Linked DNA regions of Homo sapiens: region 2 is linked to region 1. Evidence: chromatin loops called from intact Hi-C (ENCODE). Cell type or tissue: mammary epithelial cell. All regions are shown on one strand. Each heading gives the region's core, and the rest is flanking DNA. Links, peaks and the distances in the headings are about the cores only.

Evidence for each region. Peaks named below come from ENCODE experiments on the same cell type or tissue, not always from the same donor. Only the 100,000 strongest peaks of a DNase experiment are listed, where the experiment ranks them.
Region 2: it touches region 1 in a loop (6-fold over the local background); 23 of 110 quality-filtered maps call a loop at or near these places.

What each region holds. Positions count from the first base shown.
Region 1 is chr6:150,811,874-150,819,292 of GRCh38, reverse strand. PLEKHG1 (pleckstrin homology and RhoGEF domain containing G1) reads right to left here. Exons shown (of 17, transcript NM_001029884.3): 12 at 1,077-1,110. Among named protein-coding and RNA genes, the nearest start is that of MTHFD1L, 50 kb to the left of the region's middle. RefSeq lists enhancers at 5,444-5,593, 5,834-5,933. In mammary epithelial cell, for the core only: a CTCF peak has its summit at 3,973 (motif pointing right); DNase peaks (open chromatin) are centred at 4,012, 5,182 and 5,832; H3K27ac peaks cover 1,356 bases.
Region 2 is chr6:150,065,465-150,072,883 of GRCh38, reverse strand. It overlaps ULBP3 (UL16 binding protein 3), which reads left to right and starts at 3,763. Exons shown (of 5, transcript NM_024518.3): 1 at 3,763-3,905; 2 at 6,722-6,985; 3 at 7,211-7,419. The coding sequence starts at 3,818. LOC124901428 (a long non-coding RNA gene) reads left to right here and starts at 2,611. Exons shown (of 2, transcript XR_007059809.1): 1 at 2,611-3,126; 2 at 3,234-3,456. RefSeq lists enhancers at 1,874-2,741, 3,939-4,018, 4,039-4,088. In mammary epithelial cell, for the core only: CTCF peaks have their summits at 1,605 (motif pointing left) and 3,520 (motif pointing right); DNase peaks (open chromatin) are centred at 2,193 and 3,713; H3K4me3 peaks cover 1,314 bases; H3K27ac peaks cover 967 bases.

The DNA of each region.
Region 1 (7,419 bases), core at 1,439-6,438:
ATGCCCGGCCTATATGGATTTATTCTTTTTCATCTGACATGGATATGATCCTCCTCCCATAATTGCTGCTGTATATGTATCTCAGGGCTTTTTGTTTACATTGGGACTTCTAGGAGTCTATTAGCTGGGATGACAGGCGTGAGCCACCACACCCGGCCAAAAAAAAAAAAAAAAAATCCGAAGGCAATTTCTGCAGGTAAAATGTTGATGTCTAGAGAATACAGCCTAGCACTCCGCTGGGGAGCTCTGGGCATCATTTCTCGGGTCTGTTGGATGCGAGATGGGAGCCTCAGCTGCAGCGATGGTGGGAATGCACCTGTTTCCACTTTGCTGATGCTGCTTTTCCCCCTGGGGAGTTAACAAGTGCCAGGCTGGAGGGAAGGGAATCAACGTTTGCACTTGATTCCTCGAAGTAAGGTCTTATGAAAGGGTTAAGTAAAGTAGAAGTGTTTTCAGTACAAGTTTCCAGCAGACCTGACTGCATTTAAAGCCACTGTTTTCTCTTTTTATTCTATTTAATCTGAAAAATAACAAAGATGTGATAACTGCTGTTGAATAAGGTCTTATTTAATAGGAAGGACCTGTAACATTTATTCTCTCCTGCTTTTGTAAGCCTAGAAATATATGCACATATGTGGGGTGGTTGTGATTTTAGAAGTTTCTGCTGCATCAGGAAAACCAATACTACGAAGTGATTGCGATTCTTGCAGATAATCAACATTTTGTTAGGGATGAAGTGAGAAATGCATTGTTAAGCTCTGGTTTTTGGTGGTGGTAGAGGTTGGGGCAGGGGTAGGGGTAGAGTTGACCCTGGAGACATAACTGACATTGTTAGTTGATGCAGAAACCCCAACAGTGGCCAGCCATCAAGGGACTCAGATAAACCTGGGAGAACCAATGTAGAAACAAGTCAATGTGCTTAGAAGGGATTATACTGTCTACCCAATTTGTGAAAACAGTGAATAGAGAGATACTATTTTCTAACAATCGACATTTTCATGAACTTTAAGATAGAAAATGTGATAGATACAAACAGACAATGAAATTTCAAATTGTTTTAAGGAAATAAAACTTACGAATGGCATCCATTTCAAGGATTGCTTGCTTGGCCTGAAAGAGAGAAAGTAGAGCTGTAATTCCAATTGCTTTTTTTTTCTTTAAACTCCAAATCTCAACACAGATCTTATCCCACCTGAATAAATAGATTTTTAAAAACGTTTAAAAACTCGCTATTTATGTTAAGCATTTACACACAGTGCAGGGAATTCAAGCAGATGAGCGCCCTCAAGTGGGTAATAGCTGCTACACCATCAAGGCACCGGAGCTAAGACTGCACCCCCAATCCTGTGAAAGAGGAGGGAGGGAGGCTGGTTCCGAAGCCTGGCTGATCATCAGCACTCATTGGCCAGCTTATTAAAAATGCAGATTCTCGGCTGGGCGCGGTAGCTCACGCCTGTAATCCCAGCACTTTGGGAGGCTGAGGCGGGCAGATCACAATCACAAGGTCAGGAGTTCAAGACCAGCCTGGCCAATATGGTGAAACCCCGTCTCTACTAAAAATACAAAGATTAGCCAGGCATGGTGGCGGGTGCCTGTAATCCCAGCTAACAGGGAGGCTGAGGCAGGAGAATCGCTTGAACCCAGGAAGCGGAGGTTGCAGTGAGCCGAGATTGAGCCACTGCACTCTAGCCTGGGCGACAGAGCAAGACTCCGTCTCAAAAAAAAAAAAAAAAAAAAATGCAGATTCTTGCCACCCAACCCTGATCTACTGACTCAAAAGCTCAAGGCACGGAGCCTGGTATCTTTATCACCAGCCCTCACCATGACACTATGGCCTTGTAACTATTTTGAGTTAATTGCAAAATGGCTGCTGGAAGTTTCCTCTCATTGTTGTCTTTCCTCCTGCAGAATGCTGTGATTATCATGAGCTAAGTCTCTCTGTTTCCCCAACTCCCTGCACCTCCCATCTCTTCTGTGTGCCCCAGAATCTCCCAGAGTGAGACGGCCCTGAAGGACAATGTCTGTGATCCCAGCTCAGGCACTTCACTAGGTGGGTGCTCTCCGAGCTCAACTGGACAGTGGGATCAGGGAGCCTCTCTTTCAGAATGGTCATTAGGATTCAATGATCAGCTCAACTGGTGAGTTCCACCCACTCTCCTAGGGCAGGGGTCCCCAACCCCCGAGCCACAGACTAGTACTAGTTCGTAGCCTGTTAGGAACTGGGCCGCACAGCAGGAGGTGAGTGGTGGGCAAGCGAGAGAAGCTTCGTCTGGATTTACAGTGGCTCCTCATGGCTCGCATTACAGCCTGAGCTCTGCCTCCTATCAGATCAGTGGCAGCATTAGATACTCATAGGAGTGTGAACCCTACTGTGAATTATGCATGCGAGGGATCTAGGTTGCAGCACTCCTTGTGAGAATCTAATGCCTGATGATCTGAAGTGGAGCTGAGGCAGTGATGCTAGCACTGAGGAGCAGATTAACGTTAGCAGAGAGGTTTGACTGCACAGAGACCATAATAAATCAATTGCTTGCAGATTCATATCAAAACCCTGTCAGTGAGTGTCAAGGAGCAATTAAGCTGCATCTGGTGGCAGGCTTTATCGTGGCAAGTGAGTTGATGTACTTCAATTGTACAGCTGCATCTGGTGGCCTTAAAAGTATGTTTGAGGCCGGGCGTGGTATCTCACGCCTATGATCTCAGCACTTTGAGAGGCTGAGGCGGGCAGATCACGAGGTCAGGAGTTCAAGACCAGCCTGACCAACACGGTGAAACCGTCTCTACTAAAAATACAAAAATTAGCTGTGCGTGGTGGTGTGTGCCTGACATCCCAGCTACTCAGGAGGCTGAGGCAGGAGAATTGCTTGAACCTGGGAAGGCAGAGGTTGCAGCACCACTGCACTCCAGCCTAGGCAACAGAATGAGACTCCATCTCAAAAAAAAAAAAAAAAAAAAAAAAAAAAAAAGTATGTTTGAGACAACTTCAAACCTCCTTACATTCTGGATTAAAGTCCAGGCGAATATCCTGAGATTGCCACAAAAGCACAAAAGCCTGCTTCCATTTCCAACATCCTATCTTTGTGAAGCAGGGTTTTCTGCAGTGACAGTGACCAAAATAAGATGAGAGCAGACTGGACATAAGCAACACACTTGGGGTGTCGCTGTCTCCCATCACCCCCAGATGGGACTGTCTAGTTGCTCAGGGCTAGAACAAGCTCAGGGCTCCCACTGATTCCACATTATGGTGAGCTGTAGAACGATTTCATTATATATTACCATGTAGTAATAGAAATAAAGTGCACAATAAACGTAATGTGCTTTCATCATCCCAAAAGCCTCCCCCTGCCTCCATCCGTGGAAAAATTATCTTCCACAAAACCAATCCCTGGTGCCCAAAAGGTTGAAGACCACTGTCCTAGGGGATTGTAGCCTTTCTTGCCTCTTTAAAGTTATTTTCATTTTTTAAGGGTAGTATAATTTAACCTACAAAACACTATGCTAAAAATAACTTTTAAAATAATTTTACTCTATTTTGCTACCATCTGTGATATCCCAGTACAAATATTTCGGCTAAGTGGCGATCACGTTTAGTGAAAAAGTGTGGGGCTTGGGGGAGCCTCAACACAGTCACCTTAGAGAAAACAAATGCTTCAATTTTTGTAACCTGATAGCTATCTCTCTCATACATTCAGAGTTTGAGATTATGAGTTGAAATTACTTGCAAACACAAATGTTAGCTCAGTCTCTCTCTGGGAAGTGCAATTACAGAAACATACTAATATATAAAATGCAAAATACCTTCACCTTTATTTTCAATTAATTTGGAGAAGAGTTAAATTTATTTACCACATATACTAATGGGCAATATGGCTATTTCCAAGAAGTTCCCTGGTATCTGTAAAGCTGACTTCAAGAATTTTTTTTTGTCTGGACATTTAATTTTTAAAGTACTGTTTCCAGGATTTCCACTAGGTGTCAGCCAAGGACCATCATTGAATTAAAAGAACGGAAGGCAGCTGGGAGGCTGTAACTAATGAGTTTCCCACAGCTGTGTTGACATTATTAGACTGGTGATACATTTCTTGATGTTTAAAATTTCCCACTATGCATTCATTTCACAGAAATAATAGAAATACATTTTGAAAACTTTAGGAAAATAAGAAATAATCTCGAGGAAAGATGTGGAAAGTTCACTTTAATGATAATCCTGCTTAAATAGAAAATTATGATTACATTATAGTGAATAAAGTATATTAGACAAGCGTGTTTGAGGCTGGGTGTGGTGGCTTGTGCCTGTAATCCTAGCACTTTGGGAGAGGCTGAGGCAGGTGGATCACTTGAGGCCGGGAGTTCGAGACCAGCCTGGCCAACATGGTGAAACCTCATCTCTACTAAAAATACAAAAATTAGCCAGGTGTGGTGGTGTGCGCCTGTAGTCCCAGCTACTCGGGTGGCTGAGGCACAAGAATACTTGAACCCAGAAGGTGGAGGTGGCAGTGTGCTTTTTCTTGTATGGAGATTGCACCACTGCACTCCAGCCTGGGTGACAGAGTGAGACGCTGTTTCAAAACAAAACAAAACAAAAAAAGGTGTTTTTATTGCCAGTGGGAATAATGTGGTTAGGATGCTCTTTGGAGCCAGATAGACCAATCCAGGCTTGGTCATGTACTAGTTATATAAACTTGGGCAGTTTATTTAATGTCTCTCAGCCTCTGTTTTTATTTTTTCTAGAATGGGAAGAATAAGAACTACCTCATAACATATTTTGGTGAGGGTGAAATAAGAATATAAAGTACTCAGCACAGTGTGTATGCTCAATAAGTTGTAACTGAAAAGATGTTTTTAGATAGAAAGGATCGACAACTTGGGGAGAAAGTACGATGTTATATTGACTATATTAACCATTTGAATACTTAAAGGGAACTTCCTGAGGCACACACGCCTAGCGTGGGAGAAAGACAGGTATGTAAGGGGGTCTCATTTTGTAACTGCCTTTCAGAATCTTGTTAGCAATTTTGATTTTCCCAGCAGACAGGTAAACAATGGGTGGGGCCCATCAAAGATACTCTGCCATTGCTCAGAAGGGCATTCTAAGGCACCAGGCCAGCAACAAAATGACTAATCATAAAGAAAATGCAGTCCCCTCTCTGCATGAGCTCCCTTTCATCTCATAACACCCTGACGAAATGAAAACTCATGCTTAGGTCCAAGTCCACACCTATGCACATTCATTTCCTGAGGACCAAATCATTGCTGGCAGTCCTGAGAACAAGCTTCAAATGCTTGTCAAAATATACAGAGAACAAAACAGACTGTCCCCTTTCTCAGAAATCTCAGCCCTTATTTTCCACCCAGTTCAATTTTCATGATCATCATCCCATTGTCTGCTCCACCTCACTCCTCCCAGCCCCAACTTGGACTGTTTCACCATCCATGTGAATAATCCACCCACCACCCTAGTTCCTTGACCACTTTCTAATGACCTTTTCCTCCACTCCAGAGCAGCAGCACAGAATCAGAGCCACCTCCAGAACCTGATCACACTCAAAACCGTCCCACCTCTAAGGCAGGACTCCAAAAGTCCCTTCTTCAATTACAGATTAGGGTATTTCCTTCTCTCTCACATTAAGTCCTGCTGAACCGGGCTTTATGACAATACTGCAGTCCCTCACCCCACGCCTCTGTCGCCAGCTGGTTTTCCTCTTCACTCAGCCTAATGTCATGCCCAATTACTGCAACTGCGTGCTCACTGGCACCCTCCCCACCCCCGCCCTGGGAACCTTCCCCTACCAGCTCTGCCGGTTCCCAACCTGGAGGAACCCACACACACCACGGTTTTCACCAGTAGTTTCCAAGCTGCTGAGCAGATTTTGAAATGACGTCATCACACTGATTCATGGGGGCCAGCCTCAGTTGGGTCTTTGATGTCTTTCACAGGCTATTCTAGTCATCTCTAGTGACTGGTCCATTTTGTTTTTTTTTTTTTTTGAGACAGAGTCTCACTCTGTCGCCCAGGCCGTAGTGCAGTGGCGTGATCTCGGCTCAATGCAAGCTCCGCCTCCCGGGTTCACGCCATTCTCCTGCCTCAGCCTCCCGCGTAGCTGGGACTACAGGCACCCGCCACCACGCCTAGCTAATTTTTTGTATTTTTAGTAGAGATGGGGTTTCACCGTGTTAGCCAGGATGGTCTTGATCTCCTGACCTCGTGATCTGCCCGCCTCCGCCTCCCAAAGTGCTGGGATTACAGGTGTGAGCCACCGCGCCCGGCCAGCAAGTGTTCTTCTGATCCTTTCCACTTTCCCTCAGACACCCCTGCTCTCTGCTTCACTCACTCAGCAGATGACTTTATTATCTGCACGAGTGAAATCGAACCCTTTGTCTTCCCCCAAGTCCACCTCAAAGTTCCTCTGTCTTTCATCTTTTTCTCCCTTGGTTCAGAGAGATGCTTCCAGCCCTTTCCAAGATGAGCCCCTATTCCTGTGTGTCCCATCCTCTTCCTTCCCACCTCCCCAGGCCCCGTTCCAACAAGAAGTGAGCCACTGTCTCCTCTCCCACCTTCCTCCTCCTTCCCTGCCATCTGCTCATGGACTCGGCATTCGAGCCAGACGAGAAGTCTTGCTTTGCTCTTGCCTTTCTCTCCAAACTATCATTTTTTCTTCCTTTTGTGAACTTTACATATAAAAAAGTCTATACCCATTCCGTTCCTTCTTAATCCCCCTTTTTCTGCAACCCACTGTGATCTCTCCCTTTTCTCTTAGTTGCCAAATATAAAATCTGCTTTTCTGTTTAAATCTCCTTGACCTCGGCAGCCTTTGAGACTGTGTCTCCCCCATCTCTGAGATGTGCTTTTTCCTTGTTAGCGCAGTGCCTTCTCCTCAGACATCCTCCCTGCCTCCTCTGCTACTCTTTCAATCTTTCTTTGGCTGTTCTCCAAATCCCCCCACCCGCTTGCTGATCACTTAGATGTTGGGATTCCCAAGGGTTCATCTTTCCTTTGCACATTTTTGTGGGCCATCTTATTAAACCTTAGGGCTTCAATTACTGCCTCTAGCAAGAGTCTCCTGATCCTTAGCTTCCAAGACCTGAATTTCCACCTGTGGCTGACCCTGCCCAGCAGCACGGGTGCCAGTGAGAGCAGAGGGCTCCTCTCTCTCACTCCCATCTCACAGGTTCCTCTCCCTGCCTGTCTCAGAACTCACAGTACCATGCTCTCCTTCAACCCCTGACTCAGCCTTGACTTTTAGTGGGCAAAATCCTGCCTCCTGCCTCAGTGGCACTTTCTGCATTTGTTCCCTCTGTCGCTGTGGCTCCACGGCAGCACTGCTCAGCTCCTTTCTAGGCCATGGTGGTGGGTTACTATCTTCTCCAGCCTCCAACCTCACTCCTGCCACTTATTTGTCACCTTGTCCCCAAAGTTAC
Region 2 (7,419 bases), core at 1,207-6,206, 750 kb after region 1:
CTATTTTCAAAAGACAATGTTAAATGTAAAGATTAAAAATAAAACGTGCTGTATCTGCGAAGAAAGGCTACTTTTTAATTTTTTTTGTATTTGTTTCTTTTAGCGACTACAATATGCTTTATTGTTCTTAGAAAGGACTCAGGGTTTGGCTTTAAATCAGGCTGCACGCTTTTCATCAGTCTCGCATCGCTCTCCCCATGCCAAGCTGGCTCTAGCTAGCAATGTCGCATTAAATCCCAGGGCAACCTTCAGGAACTTCCAGAAGCCTCCCCTCTCCTGACCCCCTGCAGTCCAAGACCCCCATATTTGCCCACACCCCTGCTTAGGGTCCAGCCCTAGAACTCACTGCCCCGCCCCAACCTGCCCTGGACCAGCCTGGCAGCAGGAGCAGAGGCTGGAGGCAAACACCCAACTTCGCGCCAGCACCTGTGCCACTGGGGACCAGGAGCCCAGGGTGTGACACACCCAGAGGAAGCAGAGAGCCGCTGCGTGAGTCACCCTGGCCCTCAAGGCTGTCACAGCTCCAGTAGCCCTGCCCCGCCCACTTGCAACTCCAGGCCATGGGGCAGGAAATGCTTGAATCCTTGCTACCTCTCAGACCCCAACCCTTCTTTTCTCCTCTTTCCTCCTGGCCCGGTTATCTTTTCCCATTTCCATTCCCACTTTCAGACTCGTTCTTTCTTTGCTTAAAAGGCAAGTATTTCAGCCATGCGCGGTGGCTCACGCCTGTAATACCAGCACTTTGGGAGGCCAAGGCGGGCGGATCATGAGATCAGGAGTTCGAGACCAGCCTAGCCAACATAGTGAAACCCCATCTCGACTAAAAATACAAAAAACTAGCCGGGCATGGTGGGGATGCCTGTAATCCTAGCCACTCAGGAGGCTGAGGCAGGAAAATCGCTTGAACCCGGGAGGCGGAGGTTGCAGCGAGCCTAGATCACACCACTGCACACCAGCCCGGGCGATAGTATGAGACAACGTCTCAAAAAAAAAAAAAGGCAAGAAAAAGACAAGATTTTCCTGGCCCTGGTGCACTCTAGGCTCAGTCAAACCAACTGAAGACAGCAGTTTGCTGTCCGTCATCACACTATGTTTTCTAGAAGATTCTATCCTGATGAAGCACCCCCCAGACTGGTTGAAAACCAAAGTTACTCTTCCTTGGAAAATCTTTGTGGACACCCAGGTGGAGATTCAAATTTCCAAGTTGGGGCCAGGCGAAGTGGCTCACGCCTGTAATCCCAACACTTTGGGAGGCCGAGGCAGGCAGATCACCTGAGGCCGGGAGTTCGAGATCAGCCTGGCCAACACGGTGAGACCCTGTCTCTATTAAAATTGCAAAAATTAGCCGGGGGTGGTGGCAGGTGCCTCTAATCCCAGCTACTCGGGAGGCTGAGGGAAGAGAATCGCTTGAACCCGGGTGGCAGAGATTGTAGTGAGCTGAGATCGTCCCATTGCACTCCAGTCTGGGCGACAGAGTGAGACTGTCTCAAAAACAAACAAACCGGAAAACAACAAATAAAACCCAACAACTAAAAAAGGCAAAAAAAAAAAAAAATTACCAACCTCGATGCTGCCACCTTCAGGCCGCTGGGGGTTACAACCTCCGCTCCAGCTCCCCTCTGAACCTGTGCTATTCTTCTGAGTCCCATTCACTCCCACAACTGTCTCATTCATTCACTGGTTCACTCAGCTTCCAACCACCCTTACATCACGTCAGGCTCACCAGGTGATGGAGAGAAAAATCATCCTCTGTGGGTCTGAAAAACATGCCTGAGTCTTGATGGTGGGTCTTGTTTTCATTTCCTCCCCATCACAGCGCCCCCAGGGCCATGAAGAGGCCATGGCCTGGGCTCAGAGATCCAGCTCTCCTCAGGGTGGGCCTGGCAGTTGCTGACTTCAGGGAGAGCTGGAGGCCTCACAACTGAAATAGGAGACCTGCCCTGGGTCCTTAGCATGTGCAAGGACAGGGTTCCTTGTAGAATCTGCTCATTTCATCTGTGTTCATAGCATTTGTCATTTTCCACATGCAGACATCCATTCCTAGAAAGCTGAAGAAGCTTGCACAGGAATATTCAGCCACAATATCAGCTGACTTCCATATCTGAATGCATGATCTCTAGATCCCGGCCATTACAATAACATTTGGGCCACTTCTATCCCCATCCTGGGCAGGCCTGAGTCTGTTGGCCAGATGCCTGCAGCAGGGGTGAGTCAGGAGGGCCCAGGTGTGCACAAAAGCCCCTCCTCCTGTCCTGCTTGGGGCTCTCCTGCCAGCCTCCTTCTACCTTCCTCCTGTTCCCCCAGTCACTGGCCCAGGTCACCTGGCCTCGGGGTGGTGCTGCCAGGGCCTTCCCAGAGGCCTCCTCCCAGGACTAACCTGGGCTCCTGCCCCCAGCCCTGTACATGGGAGGCTCTTCTCACACACAGATCCTGGGACCCGCCAAGCTCTGCCCCTCCCAAATCTGAGAACTGCCCACCCTTGTGTGTCTGTTGTCCTCCAAACTACCCTCCACATGGCCCCTCCTGCACAGGGGCTCTAGTGCATCAGGCCAGAATCTTCTAGGCTCCTGTGTCCCTGCTCAGTCACAGAGGTGGCTGCCCTCCCATGACTCTGTCCTGAAGCAGAAACAGGCCCTGGGCTTTGTCCAGGCCTCCTCCTCTTTCCCACAGCCTCAGGACCCTCGGGATTGATGATCACCAGGTGCAGGTGATCCCAACATGAAGACTGTACGGAGTGGGAGGTCTGTGCCGATTTTTCTCATTCAATAGGGAATGGGCTGAGTGGCTGGGGCCTGAGTGGCACTCAAGATCTCTGTCCACTCCTCATCCCAGGCTAAAGCCCTCCCTTGCGGCCAAGGGCCACTGGGCCCATCACCTCCCTCTGGCTTCTGCCCACAGATCTAGATGTTTCCATGGTGACTGAGACGAGGATACACTCGGGTTGCCGCTTTGAGGATGGCTGCAGTCACCATCCAGGGACAGGGCAGAGATGCGCGTGCAGCCATGGATTTGCGTGTAGCTGGCCACAGATGGGTGTACAGCAAAGTGAGCCCCACGCATGCGTAGACCCTCCCTCGGCTTCTGCTCTCCATGGAAACACAATTGATCATTTGATCACTGATCACGGTAGGCCACTAGGGCTTTCTTTTCTTTCTTTTTTTTCCCAGAAGTCATAAAGGGATATAGAATATACTTTATTCTATATATATTCTATATATTCCTCATGCTTTTAGTGGAGAGGCAAAGAAGGTCTGCTCCGGACTGGGAAGCAGCTGCGCCCTGGACGGAGAGGGGCGGGGACTCCTTGGCGCAGGCTGAAGGAGGGCAGGTGTCGCTGGCGGAGGCAGTGACGGGGGGACACAGCCGCCACTGGATATCCCTGTGCAAGTTTCTTCGCTTTCCTGTGCATCAGTGCTTACATTGGGGTAATAATAAATGGTGTGTTAAAAAATTAAATGAGGCGGTCAAGAAGGAATCGTGTCCTGGCCCGCGCGGAGCCTGGGGTGGAGGGTAAGGGTTGGCCAGAGGGGGCCGCTGTCAGGCCACGAGCCCGGGGCGGGACGAAGCGGAGCCACAGCAGGCATAGGCTCCCCGGGTCCCAGCCTGGGGTGGGGCGGGGAAGGGCGGGACGGGGCGGGATAGGGCGGAGCATCCCTCCAAACGTGGGCAGGCGTAGGCTCCCCTGGATCCCGGGGCGGGACGGGACCGGACGGGGCCGAGCACACTCAATCACTAGCTGGCATGCGAGGGCCGAAGTGATTCATACGCTGGTCTCCACATCGACTGCGCCTTGTGTCCCGGGCGCTCCTGGTCTACAATGGCAGCGGCCGCCAGCCCCGCGATCCTTCCGCGCCTCGCGATTCTTCCGTACCTGCTATTCGACTGGTCCGGGACGGGGCGGGCCGGTGAGTTCGGGGATGGAGCCTAAGCGGGGCGGGGGCCAAACCTGGGGGGCTGTGGACTGCAGCGGGTTTCAGAGGAGGGAAGCCTTCTAGAAGGACCGGCGCGATCTCCCCGGACTGCCCCCACGCTCAGTTCCGATTCGCTGCTCTTTTTCGCCAGGTCCGCTTCCTGCGGCTGCTGCTTGCCCTGCAGAGCAGGAGGGGGGTCAAAGAAGGCGAAAAAAGAACCGCAGGAGGGTGGAGGGGCCAAAAAGCTGCAGAGGGCGAGGTGGGGAGGGGATCCCTGGTGCAACCCCGCAGCCCCACTCGTCCTCGGGAAGGAGAAACCAGAGCCCCCGGAACCCGAGCTGGGGTCAAGACATGGGTGACGCCAGCGTCATATAGAATAGTCACTAAGCAGACAGGAGTCAGCAAACCCTTTCTAGAAAGGAAAGGCTGAAGGCACTTTGGTCCTTGCTGGCCGTGAGTTCTCTGTCTCTGTGTCAAGTCCCGTCCCTTTGTAGAGCAACAGCAGGCAATGGCAACCTGCAAGTAAAAGAGAAACCTGAAATGGACCCTGTCCTAGGTTGCAGACTCCAGATGAGGGCACATGCTGTGTCCTGGCAATTGCTGCCCCATCCCCTAGGGTGTCATCTCTAAGTTGTGTAAGTTGAAGAGTCACAAGTGTGTCCTACCCTGCCTGTGGCTTCTGGGAGGTGTGGATGTGATGAATGTGAGGGGGAGTCCCATGGTTCGGGGCCTACTGCTCCCCTCCTTTGTTGCTGAGTAGCATTAACGGTCCCCAGGGGCCATTCAGGGACCCTCCCTGAAGCCTCAGGTGTGACCTGAGGGTGGGGGGGTGTAGCCATGTGGTGTCCTGGGGATCAGAGCCAACTGCTTGTGCAGCTTCTTGGTTCCCTGTGGCCCTGCTCCTGCCCATCCCAGGAGACCCACCTGTGTCTTCTCACTGTGGGGCCTATCTTCCTAATGACCTAAAGGGTGAGGAGCACACCCTGTGATGGGCAGCTCTGAGGCTGTGTGGTCACTGCCCTCCCATAGCTGGAGGCCCATCTCCACAGGGGCCCAGGACCACAGCAGGAGCCACTTTTAAATGAGGGGATTTCACTGCTGTGAGTGGCACAGCTTTGCTTCTGAGCACTAGGGGACCCTGTTGGATTCTGTGGTTGGGAATAGCCATGAAATCCACATAGCACCTTTTCCAACCACACATGCTTCTGGGATCTTAGGGAGTCCAGGGTCAAATAGCTGTAGTGGCAGGTCCAGCCACACCCCTCATCACAGAGTGTGTATGGCTGCATCCCAGCTATAAGAGCAGAGTTGAGTAGTGACAGGGGAGGTCATATGACCAGCACAAACTATAATAGTTACTACATTAACTACAAACACTATCCATTCCCGGTAGAAATCCAGGAAATGTGAAATTACCATTGAATGGGTCTATGAACCCAGCACATCCCTCTAAGCTGGACCTGACACAGAAGTCCATCTGTTACTTTGCCCCAAATGCACCTCATGAGTAACAGGGGAGCAAGTTAATGCTTCACATCCCTGGGAAGAGCTCGGATCACACACTGTGTCCACTAGGAGTGTCTGAGTATTTGCTGTTTCATGGTGTACAGTTACCAGAGTGACTACCCATCTGGCTCTGTGGGGGAGGCTGAAGGAGTCATTGCAATTGCTGTGGGGTTGAAGGAGCCCACCAGGGGCTCTGGGCTCTCCTTCTAGTAATGGACTCTGCGTCTGAGATGTGGCTCAGTTCTCAAAGCTGGGCGAGGGAGCTCAGTTATTTCCCGGGGTGACAACTTTCAGCCTCCTGGTCATCCATCCTTGCATTTTGTCTTTGTGGTAATTATTTAAATCTAGTAGTATCCGGGTGGAGTCTCCATCTCTTTTGGATCTTGGACCCTTTTGTTCTATGAGCCATGGGCATAGCTTTGTAAGACTGAGGACCCCAGCTAGCATTGTGACTTCTCTAATTATTTCCATCATTGCACCCTCCTTCCTGCTGACAGTTGACGGCCTCCACTTGAGATCTCTTATTTCAGGATTTTCCATCCCCATTACTACTGGGAGCCCATTTCAGGAAGAGCATCTCCTACCCCTGACCCTGGGCTTCAGCAACAGGCATCCCTGAGCTTCTTGACAGTCTGCTGCCTTCTCCTGGGGCCTTCTTTATATGCTAGGTAAACAGGAGTCTTCCAGGCTTCCCTTGAGCACAGAGGGTGAACATTGTTCTGGATTTTCATACTGCAGTCACTCTGGCATGGGCACTTCTCTTAGTATTTTGTTCCTTCCTGTACAACCTGCCACGTAAGACCTGGGTTTTCTGTTTCATGCGGTGTGGGTCATTCCTTTTTCCAAGGTTCCAAGGGCAACCTACTAGCAGCTGACCACATTCCAGGGAACTTACCATGTCTTGTTACCCATAATAAATGAACTCATCCTTATCCAATGTTAACTACATCGTACCCACTGCACCACGCTCCAACATCCTCAGGGTGCCCTCCCACACTCTCCCGCCTCTTGCAGTCCACCTGGGCTGCTCCTGCAGATCCTGCCATCTAAGTCCTTCTTCCTGTAGTGGGCCTGCCACCTCCCTGGCAGGGTCCTGTGCTGACGGATGTGAGTATAGGCCTGGGCAGAGTGGGGAGATAGACATGTTAGCGACCCATGGTTCCTCCACAGGCAGAGACCACCGTCCAGGAAGAGAAATCCATGCTCTGCCAGCCCAGCCCTTCAGGAAACCCTCTTGCTGTCACAGTGTTTGGGGTCTTTCCCCCACCCCAACACTCTCTGGTGTTTTTTTTTTTTTTCCTTAGACGCTCACTCTCTCTGGTATAACTTCACCATCATTCATTTGCCCAGACATGGGCAACAGTGGTGTGAGGTCCAGAGCCAGGTGGATCAGAAGAATTTTCTCTCCTATGACTGTGGCAGTGACAAGGTCTTATCTATGGGTCACCTAGAAGAGCAGCTGTATGCCACAGATGCCTGGGGAAAACAACTGGAAATGCTGAGAGAGGTGGGGCAGAGGCTCAGACTGGAACTGGCTGACACTGAGCTGGAGGATTTCACACCCAGTGGTGAGTGAAAGAGACCAAGGACAGAAGGGAGCAGACTGTGGGCTCAGGGGCTGTTCTGTGTGTGGGGAGAAGAAATTAGACATGGGACCTCCATGAAGCCCAGCAGCAAGGGCAGGACTTGGAGGAGACAACAGGACCAGATGAGAATGGTCTCAGCATAGGAGGATGTGGGACAGGGAAGAGAATTTGTAAACACCAGGGCTGATCTCTTTCTGATTGGGGCAGGACCCCTCACGCTGCAGGTCAGGATGTCTTGTGAGTGTGAAGCCGATGGATACATCCGTGGATCTTGGCAGTTCAGCTTCGATGGACGGAAGTTCCTCCTCTTTGACTCAAACAACAGAAAGTGGACAGTGGTTCACGCTGGAGCCAGGCGGATGAAAGAGAAGTGGGAGAAGGATAGCGGACTGACCACCTTCTTCAAGATGGTCTCA